2 separate regions of the Mus musculus genome follow, and region 2 is linked to region 1. The links are chromatin contacts, found by POLR2A ChIA-PET in ENCODE. All regions are on one chromosome and are shown on one strand. Each heading gives the region's core, a stretch centred on a gene start or an enhancer-like site at or near the end of the contact. The rest is flanking DNA. Distances are from core to core; before and after follow the strand shown.

What was found. ChIA-PET counts read pairs that join two places held with the same protein, here RNA polymerase II (POLR2A).
Region 2: POLR2A ChIA-PET joins it to region 1 with 14 read pairs in embryonic stem cell. The contact joins the promoter of Tmed1 here to the promoter of Cdkn2d in region 1. POLR2A ChIA-PET finds 5 or more read pairs at or near these places in 3 of 5 experiments (Patski and embryonic stem cell).

What each region holds. Positions count from the first base shown.
Region 1 is chr9:21,287,048-21,293,515 of GRCm38, forward strand. Cdkn2d (cyclin dependent kinase inhibitor 2D) reads right to left here and starts at 4,162. Exons shown (of 2, transcript NM_009878.3): 1 at 3,762-4,162; 2 at 1,416-2,285. The coding sequence starts at 3,902. The coding sequence ends at 1,926. It overlaps Kri1 (KRI1 homolog), which reads right to left and starts at 922. Exons shown (of 19, transcript NM_145416.3): 1 at 813-922; 2 at 652-725. The coding sequence starts at 906.
Region 2 is chr9:21,504,865-21,512,117 of GRCm38, forward strand. Tmed1 (transmembrane p24 trafficking protein 1) reads right to left here and starts at 5,370. Exons shown (of 4, transcript NM_010744.4): 1 at 5,130-5,370; 2 at 4,390-4,487; 3 at 4,067-4,250; 4 at 2,516-3,527. The coding sequence starts at 5,312. The coding sequence ends at 3,309. It overlaps Dnm2 (dynamin 2), which reads left to right. Exons shown (of 21, transcript NM_001253893.1): 20 at 600-851; 21 at 1,469-2,282. The coding sequence ends at 1,538.

The DNA of each region.
Region 1 (6,468 bases), core at 2,912-5,411:
GACAGGATATGACAATCTCTAGGCATAGGGAGGGCTCTACTGGGTTAGTGGAGGAGTTCTGATGGGAAGTCTGGAGCCACATCTGGATAGTAGTGAGGATTTGGTATCTCCTAGATATTGTCACCCAATGGATGAGGGTGTGGACCTAGATGTTCTTATAGGACCCTATGAGATTAAGATAAGGTGCTCGGTCCTTCTGGGGAAATAGGAAGGATTTGGTAAATCCCTAGATACAAGGGAAATGGTGCTTGTTACTCAAGGGATTTAGATGCAATACATGGGGTTAGGGTCAGACTCCCGCTGTATATATAAATTGGGGTGCTCTAGGAGTCTTGCGGCTAAGTTAGCAAAGTAGGTAAATTCAGTGACCACCAGGAAGGGCCTATCTGTCACTTAAGGGATGGGGAGGGAAATCAAGAACATCCCCATAGGGTAAGGCACCTCTGTGCATCCAACTGAGAGCTCAGTGGTTGGGAGGCTTGGAGTCTCTTCCAGAAAGGAGGATGTATTTGGCGATCCCTGAGTTGAGGAGGGTACTGCCTGTCACTCTACGCATGGGGGCGGGTCCTGAAGACTCCGGGACAACCAAGCCCGGTTAGGGAAAGCCCCATGTACATGGGTAGGACGCGAAGCCGGGTTGCGGAAGCTCACCACATGCTCATCGCTGGAGTCAGACTCGGAACTGGAGTCGCCACCGACGTCCGGATCTCCATAGCGATCTTTCACTGTGGAATATACACGGGGTTCCTCATAGCTACCATCACCAGACCCAGTTCCCCACACCTTGGCCTGCGCAGGCGCCCCTCACTCACGTCGCTGAAGTTCCTCACGCTCGCGGTAACGGCTGTAGCGCGCAGCAAACGCTGCGTTCACCTTTAGGCACCCAGAGGCGCGCGGTTCCGGCATGGCGGCTGTGAGACCTAGCGCGCACGCGTGCAACCGCCCCTCCGGGGTGTGGCTTCTCTCCGGCACGCCCCCTGAGGGCTTTTCTTAAGGAGCATGTCCACTGCAGACGCAGTTTGCTCCACCCTCCGTTCTTCCAGGATCCCGTAGGCCTTTTGCTCAGCAGGCCACACCCACCGGGACAAGCCTCTGCGGGGAAAGGCCACAAGCCACCGCCCACCCTTCTCCACCCTGACGGCTCCCGGCACCCAGCTGACATCTGGGGGCCCCTTTCTACACTCGCGGTTTCCTGCCTCTCTTCCGTTCCGACAGCACCCGACCGCTGCCCCACCCAACTCAGTTACCCTGACGCCCTGGGAATGACCGTGTCGACAACCCCAGCACCCTACACCATCCATAGTCCCATCCTACCCTCCGAATACCCACCCCATTCCAGACTCCTAAATCTGAAGTCATCATCGCTGTCTTAGTTTAATGGGCCAAAACATAAAATAATCACACAAAACAATTTCTTTCCATAAAGCAATAAATATTTATATTTCAAACTCTGTACAACAGACTGGAAACCTTCCAAGAAAGAAAAATGAACTCATGTTATCCTTTTAATTGATTTGAAATGCTTTCCCTTCCCCCTCACATGCCCAAAGTAGATGGCTCACACTTCAGGGCTCTCTGAGCACAGCCTGCCAAGGTCACCAGCTTCCAAGGGGCCCGGGAAGTGATGACCTCACTCTGAGGCTAGGGCTTTAAACCCCTGCCCTGGTGCAGCCCCAGTGCAGAGGAAACTGAACCGTTTAGATGGCTGTTGCCTGTAGGAGCCCCTTCTTTGTCCAACACACCAAAAGGGGTGAGAAAAACAAATGAGAAACACCCCCCAAACACACACACTCAAGAAATCAACACCAATAAACCACAAACTGCTCCTCCCACTCCCTTCTTCAATGGACAGGTGTGAAAAGAGAAAGTTTCTTTCCTCTTTTGTTGACAAGTAACCCAGTAAGGCTGGAGACAGTGGCCTTGGGTCACATTGGGATCATCATGTGCCCCTGCAGAATGTCCATGAGGTTCTGAGCCCCTCTCTGCCGAGCCAACTCCAGGGGAGTGAGACCGGAAGCGTCCCTGTGGTGGAGATCAGATTCAGGAGCTAGGAAGCTGACCACGGAGCTATGGCCCTCTCTTATCGCCAGATGGATGGGGAGCGACCCAGTGCTGTCCAGGGCATTGACATCAGCACCATGCTCCACCAGAACCTTCAGGGTGTCCAGGAACCCGGTGCGAGCCGCATCATGCACAGGACTAGTACCGGAGGCATCTTGGACATTGGGGCTGGCACCTTGCTTCAGGAGCTCCAAAGCAACTGCTGGACTTCCAAACATCATGACCTATGGGGGTGGGGAGGAGAAAGTCAGGAGGTTCCCATTGGAGAAGGGTCAGGTAGAATAAAGAGGTCTACCACAAATCCAGAGCACAGAGAAGGGATCCTTAGGGAATGGGGACGCCCCCAGGAAAGTCAGGACCCAAGGGATCAGACTGGGACCCCAGAGAACAGGTTCTTTGAAAATAAGGACACCCCCACACACACACCTTCTAAGCCCCACCCCCATCCTTGTCGGAGACAGGATGTCTTTCTGGATGTCCTGGAATTCTCTCTGTAGACCAGGTTGGTCTCAAATTCTCAGAGATCCACCTGCATCTGCCTCCCAAGTGCTGGGATTAAAGATTAAGTGCTGGATTAATTTGTGTCACTACTGTGTAGCCCAAAGTTCTCTTAAGAACAACAACACAACAACAAAAAGCCCTAACTATAAAAGTGACTCTCATGAAAACATTAAAAAGCCAGGCATAGTGACGCTTTCATAATCCCAGGACCTCAGAGGCTCAGGCAGGAGGACAGTCTCAAGTTCAAGGCCAGTCTGAGATGCAAAGTGAGACTTTGTCTCAGAAATAAAAAAAGAAAATGAAGAAGCAAGAGAAGTAAAGAGAATGGATGAGAAAGGGAACCGGGCCAGGCAGTGGTGGCGCACGCCTTTAATCCCAGCACTCGGGAGGCAGAGGCAGGCAGATTTCTGTGTTCAAGGCCAGCCTGGTCTACAGAGTGAGTTTCAGGACAGCCAGGGCTACACTGAAAAACCCTGTCTTGAAGAGAGAGAGAGAGAGAGAGAACCAGGAAGGCGTCTAAAGCCTCTTTGAGGCCAGAGCAGTCCCATATCATTAGGGCTGTAAAGCCCCTTCAACACTACAATCTGGGAACTACATAGAATTTTTGAGAAAGAGATGCTCTAGACAATTTGGATCCCCTTTGTCGAGAAATAACTTCCTTAGACATAGGCATGATCTTCAGAATGTATGAGTACCCATGAAAAGGTGGGACTCTCCTATAAATGCCACCCAAATTACGGGACCTTCAAGCAATAAGGAATCGTTTTTGTTACTAGGCACGCAGAAGATACAAAAGGGGAAAAAATCTACATCACCTGCCGAAATGAAGATGTCCCTGAAATAACCAGAGATCCTTCAAGAGGGCACCTCAAAAAAAAAAAAAAAAAAGGCTATCTCCCTTGGAGAAGACATGCATGCCATCTTCCAGAGATCGAATATCTTTAAGGAGCCTCAAGAAATATGAGCTGTCCTCAAGGACTGGCACGAAAAGAAGATGAACCCACAGAATAAAGGTCTGCAGGGAAACTGAATCTGTCAGGCTATTAGACAAGAGCTGAAAAGCCATCCCCTCCCCCATCGCATCCTCACCACCCACCCAACATCAGAGCAAGCAAGGACTAAACCTTAAGGGATCACCAACCCGGGTCAGGAGACTTGTAGGGATGGGGTGTGGGGGCCGGGTGCCAGCCAGGCCTCACCTGCAAGGCCGTCTTGCCAAAGCGGTTCAGGGCGTCAGGATGCACCAGCTCCCGGTGAAGAAGGCGGCGGACCTCTTGCACGTCGCCACGGGCCGCTGCGCCACTCAACCGGTCGCCGACGCAGACTTCTTCCAGAAGCATAGTGGATACCGGTGGACTGTGAAACCCACCCAGCCCCAAGCCCAGTTAAGGTCAGGGCTGGGGAACCAGCAAGAGCTGGATCAGAACTCTAGGGACTGCGGTGCCACCAGGGCCAACTCTATGATCATTTGCCGGCCTCAGAGCCTGCGCCCTCCGCCCGTACGACCCCAGCGCTCGCAGCTAGCTCCTCCCCCTGTCACCGAGAGAGGCAGCGGGGAACCCCGCCCAGCCCTTCGGCGCCCGCCCCTTGGGCCGGGTCTCCCCAGACTCACCCTCCCTCCTTTCCTTGCGCGGGCGGGGTCTGCTCTGAGCCGGCACTGTACTGGCCGCCAGAGTCAGCCGCTAGTGGGCGAGGCAAGCCCGCCCCAGGCCCCGCCCAGAGCGCCCTTGTTTTCTTACAAACTCGCAACAGAGTAGCGAGAGCCACTTTGCCCAGAGCCCGACCTCCATTAGTCCCGCCTGCTGGGAATAACAGCCAATCAGCACGCGTTGCTGGGGAGGTTTGTCTCTCCCGTAGCAGTGGCGTGGCTCCTGATTGGTCAGCGTGCAGCGACCAGTGGAGCTGCCCGCCACAGCAGGAATTTTGGTTTTTCAAAACCGGCGGGCGGGCGGGAAAGAGGAGGAGGTTTAACTGACCCCAGCGGAGAGGCTGGAGACAGGCTGGCGCGGGCCCATCTTGGATCTTTAGCGCCTCCGGGAGGAAGGGAGGCAGGACTGGAAACTCCTATAACTGGAACATTTTAGTCATTCACGGACCGCGGAAATGCTAATAAGCAAGCTCTTACTGTGAAACTCGGAGCTTAGTTCATTCATTCGACTGCTGGGTTAAAGGAACGGCTTCTGAGTGGTAAAGCGCGGTGCCTTCTAACATTTTTGTTTGGTTGGCTGGTTTTGGTTTTTTCGAGACAGGGTTTCTCTGTGTATCCCCGGCTGTCCTGGAACTCACTCTGTAGACCAGGCTGGCCTCGAACTCAAAAATCCGCCTGCCTCTGCCTCCCAAATGCTGGGATTAAAGGCCACCACCGCCCGACTTTTGTTTGTTTTTATGTTTCTGCGGCAGGGTCTCTCTGTGTAGCCTTGGCTGGCCTGAAACTTATTTGATCTGTTTGAACTCAAAATCCACCTGCCTCCTCTGCCATTCGTGCTGGGATTAAAGGAATGGGCTACCAAGATGGTCTCCTTTAATTTATTTACTTATTTATTTATTTATTTATTTATTTATTTATTTATTTATAGAACCTGAAAGATGGATCAATGCTTTTGTAGAAGATTTAGGATTCAATATCAGCAACCATGTGACAGTTTAGCCATCAGTAACTCCAGCTTCAGAGATCCAACACCCTCTTCTGACCTATACCAACATGGTGCACATATAGACAATCAAATAGCCACATATTGTAATAATTCTCTTTTAGATTTTTCTACGTTTTTCAAGATAGGGTCTTAGTATGTAATTCTGGCTGTCCTAGAACTCCCTATGTAGGCCAGACTGTTCTTCACCTGCCTGCCTTTGCCTCCCAAGTGCATAGTATTAAAGGCGTGCCCCACTACTGCCTGACTCCTTTTTATTTTTTATGTGCATTGCTGTTTTGCCTGCATGCATGTCTGTGTGAGGGTGCCGAATCTAGAACTGAGCTGCCATGTGGGTGCTGGGAATTAAACCCAGGTCCTTTGGAGGAGCAAGAAGCCAGTGCTCTTAACTGGTGAGCCATCTCATTTCTCCAGTCTGGCAATTGTCTTTTTTTTTTTTTTTTTAAAGATTTATTTATTTATTATATGCAAGTACACTGTAGCTGTCCTCAGACACTCCAGAAGAGGGCGTCAGATCTTGTTACAGATTGTGAGCCACCATGTGGTTGCCGGGATTTGAACTCCGGACCTTCGGAAGAGCAGTCAGGTGCTCTTACCCGCTGAACCATCTCACCAGCCCGGCAATTATCTTTTAAGGTTTTCTTTTTTTTCTTTTTTAAGGGTCTTATATAGCCCAGGCTGGACTCCAATTGCAATATGTAGCCAAGGATAACACCCGAGCCTCTGAATGCCACTCCCAAGTGCTACTATGGTACAGTCCATGTAGTGCTGTACATGGAGCCCAGGGCTTCATGGAGGTGACGAAATCACTCTACTAACTGATCTATAAGCTACTGCCCCTAACATTTTTTTTATTGAGACAAGGTCTTTTATAGCTTAGGCTGGCCTCAAATTTACTACATCTAGACTAATCTCAAATTCCTGATCATCCTGCCTCTATCTCCTGAGTGCTGGGATTACAGGTCTCTGCCACCACGTCTATAGACTAAAGCCTATGGGGTGGGGGTGGGGGGTGGGGGGGAATGTTGTGTCTCAGGCCTTCATTCCCAGAGGCAGACGAATCTTTGAGTTCAATGCAAGTCGGGTCCACAAAGTGAGTTCCAGCACAGTTCGGGCTACACAAAGAAACCCTGTCTCGAAAACAAATGAAAATAATCCCTCCCCCTCAAAATAGACTAAAGCTAGAAATGTTAATTACTGAGAAAAGAATCATGGTCTAGCTCAGGTTAAGCAGTCCTTGTTGAACAGAAACTCG
Region 2 (7,253 bases), core at 4,120-6,619, 220 kb after region 1:
GGAGAAAACCGCACACCCCAATTCTCCACCAACTCTTGCATCTTCTAGTGCTTTCTCCGTGGGTCCAAGTAGAAAGCAAAAGCAAGAAGCCCAGGAGACAGTTACCCGAGGTTGGCCTCTTAGAACATAGAGACGGTACAGAACACGTTTTAGAAGGCCTGTAGAACCTAGAACTCCATTGGCCTCGAGATGGGAAAGATGGGCCAGAGACACTACGGTAGTCACAGTCCAAGTGCTAAAGTGGCAGTCAAGGGAATGTCAGTACAGGGGACCCACTACGGACCCTGTGGAGCCCTCAGGAAAAGGAAGAGCCCAAACCTGGCAAGATTCAGTCCCTAGGTCCAGTGGGGAGCAGGGCAGGCAGATATGTAGAGGCAGAGGTGATACATCAGGACTGGGGCTGGGCTCTAAGTGGATCAGAAGGTCAAGTGCAGTCTGCACACCTGTCCCTTGGAGGTTTACTGTCAGGTACACAGGAGCCTCAGCAACATGGAATGGTGTGGCTCAGGCTGGTGGGTGCCTCTACCCCCACCTCAGTCACTTGTGGTAGATGTTCACAATATCCTTCCTCCAGATTACAGCCTTTCCTTCCTCCATAGCCCCACTCCACAGCGCCGACCTGTGTCCAGTGTGCACCCACCAGGCCGGCCACCTGCAGTGCGGGGTCCTACACCGGGGCCTCCCCTGATTCCTATGCCTGTGGGGGCCACATCCTCCTTCTCAGCACCTCCCATCCCATCCCGGCCTGGACCACAGAGTGTGTTTGCCAACAACGACCCCTTCTCTGCGCCACCTCAGATACCATCTCGGCCAGCACGGATTCCCCCTGGTATCCCTCCAGGAGTGCCCAGGTAAGGCCCACGACCTGCATCCTAGGCTCCCTTTGTGGTATCTTTCACCTTTCCCCCCTTCTGATGGCTTCCAGTGTAGCCCCAACAGGACATAGAACAGCACAGGCATCCCTGCTTGTGTCCTGAGACATTGAGCCCTAAAGGGGCCAACCCCTGCTCAGCCAGTGCCACAGAGCAGTGGACCAGCTGATGCCAGGGTTCCTGCCTGTCCTCTAAGCAGCAGGTGACATGTCTCACTAGCCCTGGGCACCATACCACTGTTGACCCTGCTGAAGTCAGCAATGCCTGGTGAGCCAGGTTCTGGTCTCCACTTCTGAGATCAGTGAGGCAGGCAAGATGGCACAAGTGCTTGCTACCAAGCCTGATGACTTGAGTTCAGTCTCTAGGACCCTCTGATGGAGGGAGAGGACTAGCTCTTCCCAAGGCTGAGAACTTGCCTATAAAACCCAGGCAAACTAGTGACATGGGGATACTAGGAAAGTATCTGGACTTGACATAGTCCCTTGTACCCCCAATCTGGGAGCCCCTCGGGTGGGCTGGAAGGGCTGGGTCCCCATCCTCACCCTGCTTCTGCCCTCACTACCCTCCACCTCCCCGTATCTTTACTTTCTTTGCAGCAGAAGAGCGCCCGCTGCGCCCAGCCGGCCCACCATTATCCGCCCAGCCGAGCCGTCCCTGCTCGACTAGGCTGCAGGGGGCAATGTTCTGGGGGGGTCCTCGTGCACCCACAGTGTAGGACAGTTTTGGTGGTCTGGGCCCTGCTACTTGCCCTCCATGCTGGGACCAGGCTCCCCGTGGGCAAGCCCTGCCCTTTCCCTCCTCGCCCTAGTGGACATGACAATGAAGGGTGAGGAGGCCCACAGCACAGCACATGGGGGCTTTGCACTTTGGGATGAGGAGGAGCTCTGGCTAGCAGAACAGGAACTGCATCCTTGGGACCATCAGGAAAAAAAGGTCCAGGCTAGTGTGGGGGGACTCTTCTGGAGCTCCTCCAGAGCCTTTGTTCTTTCTGGGGTCCAGGAACTGCCCACCTTTCCTAAGGACTCCTCAGGAGTGAGCCAGGCCCAGCAGGTCCAGTGCTGACCCACCTGGCTCAAGTTGTATATATAGAGCTCCTTTGGCCATATTAACCACACAAGCTGAGCCCAGCCCAGGCTCCGCACCCAGAGGTGCCTTTGTGCCTTCCTCAGGCCTGGAGGGCCTCAGCTCTGGCCACCCTCACTCTCCTCAGCCCCGGTTGTGGTTTGGGCTGTATGAACTGGGGAGACATCAGAGGCCTCTTGGCTCCCAACCAGATGTCCCCACAGGGTGGGCCCTGGGTGCCTCTGCAGCCTCGGCTCCCACCGCCTGGATTGACCACTGTTAAGTGCCTGCCTCTGTATATCCTATTAATAAACTAAAATAAAGGGAAGCCCTACTGGTGGCTACGTGTGTGGGCCTTTTGTGTGTGTCCCAGCTCAGGAGATTGAGCACCCCCTCATGAGGCTGCCCACACTCATTTACACGCGTGAGTCTTGTGTCATCTGTTCTGAGCCCCTCTTGTCCCCATCCGTACCAGGCCTCACACACAGTGCTCATGGGAAACAGGAATTCTATCCACCTCTGTGCGATGCTGTGGCCAAGCCCTCCTCCCAGCCCCGCCAGCCACCGGGACCAGGGGACTCAGTTCATTCAGCCATGGTTTATGGTCTTTTTCTTTCGTGCCAGGCGACCACCTCCATTGGCTCCTGCCCGACCTTTCTTCTGAGCTTCGTGGGAGTGTCCCCCCTTCCTGGCTGCCCTGGCTTGAGGCTAGGTCTGTCCCAAGCTGACATCCCTAAGCCCAGTCACCAGGCACTATTAACTTTCTGACCATAATTTATTGACTCCAGTGCCCAGGACAAATGCCCTCTGTTCCTTGAGGCTCATGGGCCAGCCTTCTCTGAGGCCCTGCACCCAGAGAGAAGGAAGGGGCCTCTCCCAAACCACCTACTAGCTGGCTCCCCTCTGGGCCAAGGGGCCAGGGCTCCTTCCTTTCAAATAAAAGTGACTGTCCTGGCAAGAACTCTGCAGATGTGTCTCCTTCCCAGACCCTAGTGAAGTAGGCTTACCCCAGGAGGAGAGCAGAGACATTGCAGTTGGGGTGTCTAGTTGGAGGGTGGGGGGCAGCACCACAGCTTCACCCCATCCTGATAGCTGCAAGACTGAAGCTAAGGCACGATTTCAGGAGAAAGCCAGGGCATCCAAGAGCAGTGTCCCCACACTGCTGCGCCCAGCACTTCCACCCTCCAAGGAACAGGCACAGTCGCTGAGCCCTCCCCCTTCCGAGGGGTCTGTGAGCCATTGGCACTCCCTGGTCACTGAGGAAGGGAGACACATGGGGCCACTGCTAAGGACCCAACTATGTAGTGTCTCATCTGAGTCTGGGAGGTGTCCAGCAAGTCACACACCCGCTGCCCTCATCCTCTGTGGCAGGGGCTACGTGGGTACAGGGCGCTTGTCATGGAAGAAGCGCTTGAGTGTGCAGACTTGCAGGACAGCCACCAGCAGCAACACAGCCACATTGGCAGCTGACCAGAAGTTGACCCGCTCCAGGTTGTCTTCTTGAAGATTTCGATCACGAGCCTCAAAGGCTCGGAGCAGAGTGAGCATCTGGATGCTCCGTTCCAGCCGGGTCCTCATGGTCTCTATGGATTCCTGCCAGGGCACAAAGGAACGGGTCAGGCTGCTTAAGTCAGAATGCCTACCTACCCCACCACGCACGGCTCTGGCTATCCGTTCACCTGCCTCACGTCTTCTCTAGAAACTGAGGGGTTTTCCCCTTGGTGTTTTTTTTTTTGTTTTTTGGGTGGGTGTGAGACTTTTCTTTTTAAGAGGGATTGGGGCACACGTGCATGGCAGACGACCCCAGGTAGCCAGGCTTGGTGCAGTTGCCTTTGCCTATCAAGCCACTTCACCAAACTCTGCTAGTCTGTGCAAGCCAAGGATGACCTTGAACTTGTGATCCTCAGGACCAAGAGAACCATACCCAGTGTGTGCAGTGCTGGGTGTGGGGGCTCAGCTGTGGGAGCGTCCTAGGTAAGTGCTCTGCCAACTCAATTATTCCCGGCCCTTTCTGTTGGTTTTGTGAGACGGGAGCTTGCTATGTAAATAAGGTTGGTCTTGAACTCACTGGCATCCTGCCTCAGCCTCCTCAGAACTGGGATTCTAAGCATGCACCATCATACCCAGCTCACCTTGATGTCTTCCATTTTGACATCAAGCATCTCTTCTGGCTCCACAGCCTCCGCCCAACCTTCTACCTCCTCCTCATCTTGGAAGCTGTCAAAGATGAGCTCAAAGAACACAAGCTTTTCTGAGATGGTGCTGAAGGAGTTGTCAAAGCACAGCCTGTAGTCTCCGGCCTCAGTAGGCTCCACCCTGGGCAGACAGATGAGACATAGACGTGACCCTGGAGTGACCAGCCAGCTGGTCTGTGGAACCAGTAGGATGGTAACCTGAGGCCACTGGGGAGCTGCAGGGCTGTAACTGAACCAAGGCAGGGCAGGACTTCACTCACGTGTGTACCCCATCAGCCTTTCGAGACTCACTGACCAACAGCACACCCTGAGGGCTCTCCAAGGTGAAGTCCACGTCCAGCCCAGCACCTCCGATCACCTGAAGAGCAGGTAAGAATTGGGGAACTGGCAGCTTTGTGCAAGCCTATCTGCCACAGAAAGCCTGGGTTAAACCGAACCGGGAAAGACCCATGTAAGATCACCAAGAACCTATCTTTAAGAAGAAAAAAGAACAACCACAAATCCCAGGTATTTGCTTGAGATAGAGGAGTAGCGCCTGTGGAGGGAGATTAGTCAGAGCTGCACTTCTACCATAGAGTTAGGAAACTCGGGTCGTCGTAGTTTAGCAGCAAGCGGTTTTTGTTTTGTTTTGTTTTGTTTTAACCCAGCAAGCTATTTGGATTCCCCCAAGGGCCTATCTGAAGACCAACATCCATCCACACCTACAAGGTTTCTTCCCAGTCCCTAAGATGGATACATCCACGTGAGGTCTTTTATCAACCACCCTGCCAACGCCCTTGAGTAGTCTAAGGTGGCTGTCTACCTGACCGCTAACTTAATCGTAACCTACCCAACAGCCGCCAGGAACTTCCCTAGAACCCAACCCAAAGAGCTCTGAGCAGAGCATGCCCCTTCTCTGCAAGACTATTAGCGTTCTGGCCACACCTCTGCCCCGCCCCTCCCGCCTGTTGGCCACGCCCCCAGCCCTGCTCTATTCCGAGCCCGGGACCCCCTCTCTCACCTGGTACTCGGTCTCAAGACTAGCATTGGCCGGTGCGGACTGATAGAAACACTGCTTTCTCCCGGCGGGAAGCAGAAATGTGAACTCGCCGTCCTGGATAGGCGGCGGCCCTGCCTCTCCCACTCCTACTGCTGGCAGGAGTAGCCACAGGGCCAGTGCTACGGCCGCGCCGGCCGCCATCATCCGGGTCACCCTCTACTCACGGGGCGTGGACCCTTTAAGGATTTGTCCTGCCCACCTCTTATTTCGGCAAAGCTCATTGGCTTCGGCTTCTGTTCGACCCCAAAGCCGCGGAATGCTGACTGAAGGGCCCCAGGATGGGGAGCTGCCCTGGTAATTGCCTAATCTGCTAGAAAGCATACTAACGCTACTGCGAACTTCGTGAAACCTACCCAAGTCTGATATCAACCACTGCATTTGGTGGGGGCACTGACAAATCTAAAAATGGTGAAGCACTTCTTTACAGGCAACAATTAAGATGACTAAACGGGGAGGTTTGCAGGTCCTCCCTTGGCACCGCCCGCTCTCTGCCTTCCCCAATTCAAGGTGCTTTTGCCCATTGGTCAATCAAGTGTAGGCGTAGCCCTCCGAGGACGGCGGCTTTGTTGGATTCTGATCTCAACTTGTGTGACGGGTGCGACAGGCAGATATGCCAGGTGCTAGTATTCCAATATTGGAGTTCTGGCGATGTTAGTTCAGTGAGCATGGCCTCCCCCGACTGCTTTTCCTTTACACCTTATACCATCCCTAAGGGGGTGGTGGAATGTTTGTTGGTGAGTAGAATACTGCCTCAGCCTGCGTACAATACATCTCAAACCTTTGGGTCAGCAGGTCCACGTGCATCTGTGCTGACACATGCAGTATTCCAGTACTTGAAAGGCTGAGTCGGGAGGTGGAAGGAGTTCGAGGCCATCCTCTCGAACTGGTATGGAACTACATAGTTCCAGACCAGCAAAAAAATCAAGGAATCTATTTTGGGCTTTGAATGGCTCAGAGAACACAGGCGCTTGCTGCTAAACCTAATGACCTTAGTTTAATCCCCATGTGCTACGATAGTGGAAGGTCAGAATTGACTCCTGCAATTGTCCTCTGACCTACACACACACACACACACACACAACACTGTGTGCTTAGCTCTTGTTCACTTGACAAAATAATCTGGCAAGTTGAGTGTCACTTGAGGAATTGCCTGTTGGGCATTTTCAACGTTGCTGGAAGACCCAGCCCACTGTAGATGGTACCTTTCCTAGACAGGTGGGGATGAGCTATATAAGAAAAGTAGCTTGAGCCGGGCGTGGTGGCGCACGCCTTTAATCCCAGCACGCAGGAGGCAGAGACGGGTGGATTTCTGAGTTCGAGGCCAGCCTGGTCTACAGAGTGAGTGCCAGGACATAGGACAGCCAGGGATACACAGAGAAACCCTGTCTCGGGGAAAAAAAAAAAAAAAGAAAGAGAAACCTCAAAAGAATAAAGGTAATTTACAGCAACCAACATCAGCCTAAACAGAACTCAGAACATTTCCACAATCAGGAATAAAACAAGGTGTCCACTCCCCATATCTGCTTAATATAGTACTTGAAGTACTTGAAGTCCTTTTATTTTTTTTTTTTAAACAGTTTCTCTTTGTAGCCCTGGCTATCCTGGAACTCTAGACCAGGCTGGCCTTGAACTCATGGAAATCTGCCTGCCTCTCTCTCCCAAGTACTGGAATTAAAAGCATGTGCCACCACCTCTCAGTAGTCCTTGATGTCTTAGCTAGAGTAAAAAGATACCAGAGGGCTGGTGAGATGGCTCAGTGGTTAAGAGCACTGACTGCTCTTCCGAAGGCCCTGAGTTCAAATCCCAGCAACCACATGGTGGCTCACAACCATCTGTAATGAGATCTGACTCCCTCTTCTGGTGTGTCTGAAGACAGCTATAGTGTAGATACATATAACAATAAATAAATCTTAAAAAAAAAAAAAAAAGATACCAGAAAGATACCAAATGGACACAAATAGGAAAGGAAAAAGACAAAGTTTCTATTTGCAGATACTGTGACTTTATGCATAAAAGACTCTTTAAAAACCCCACCAGGAAACTTGAGGTGAGAAACACTTGCAGCAAAGTAGCAGGGCACAAAAT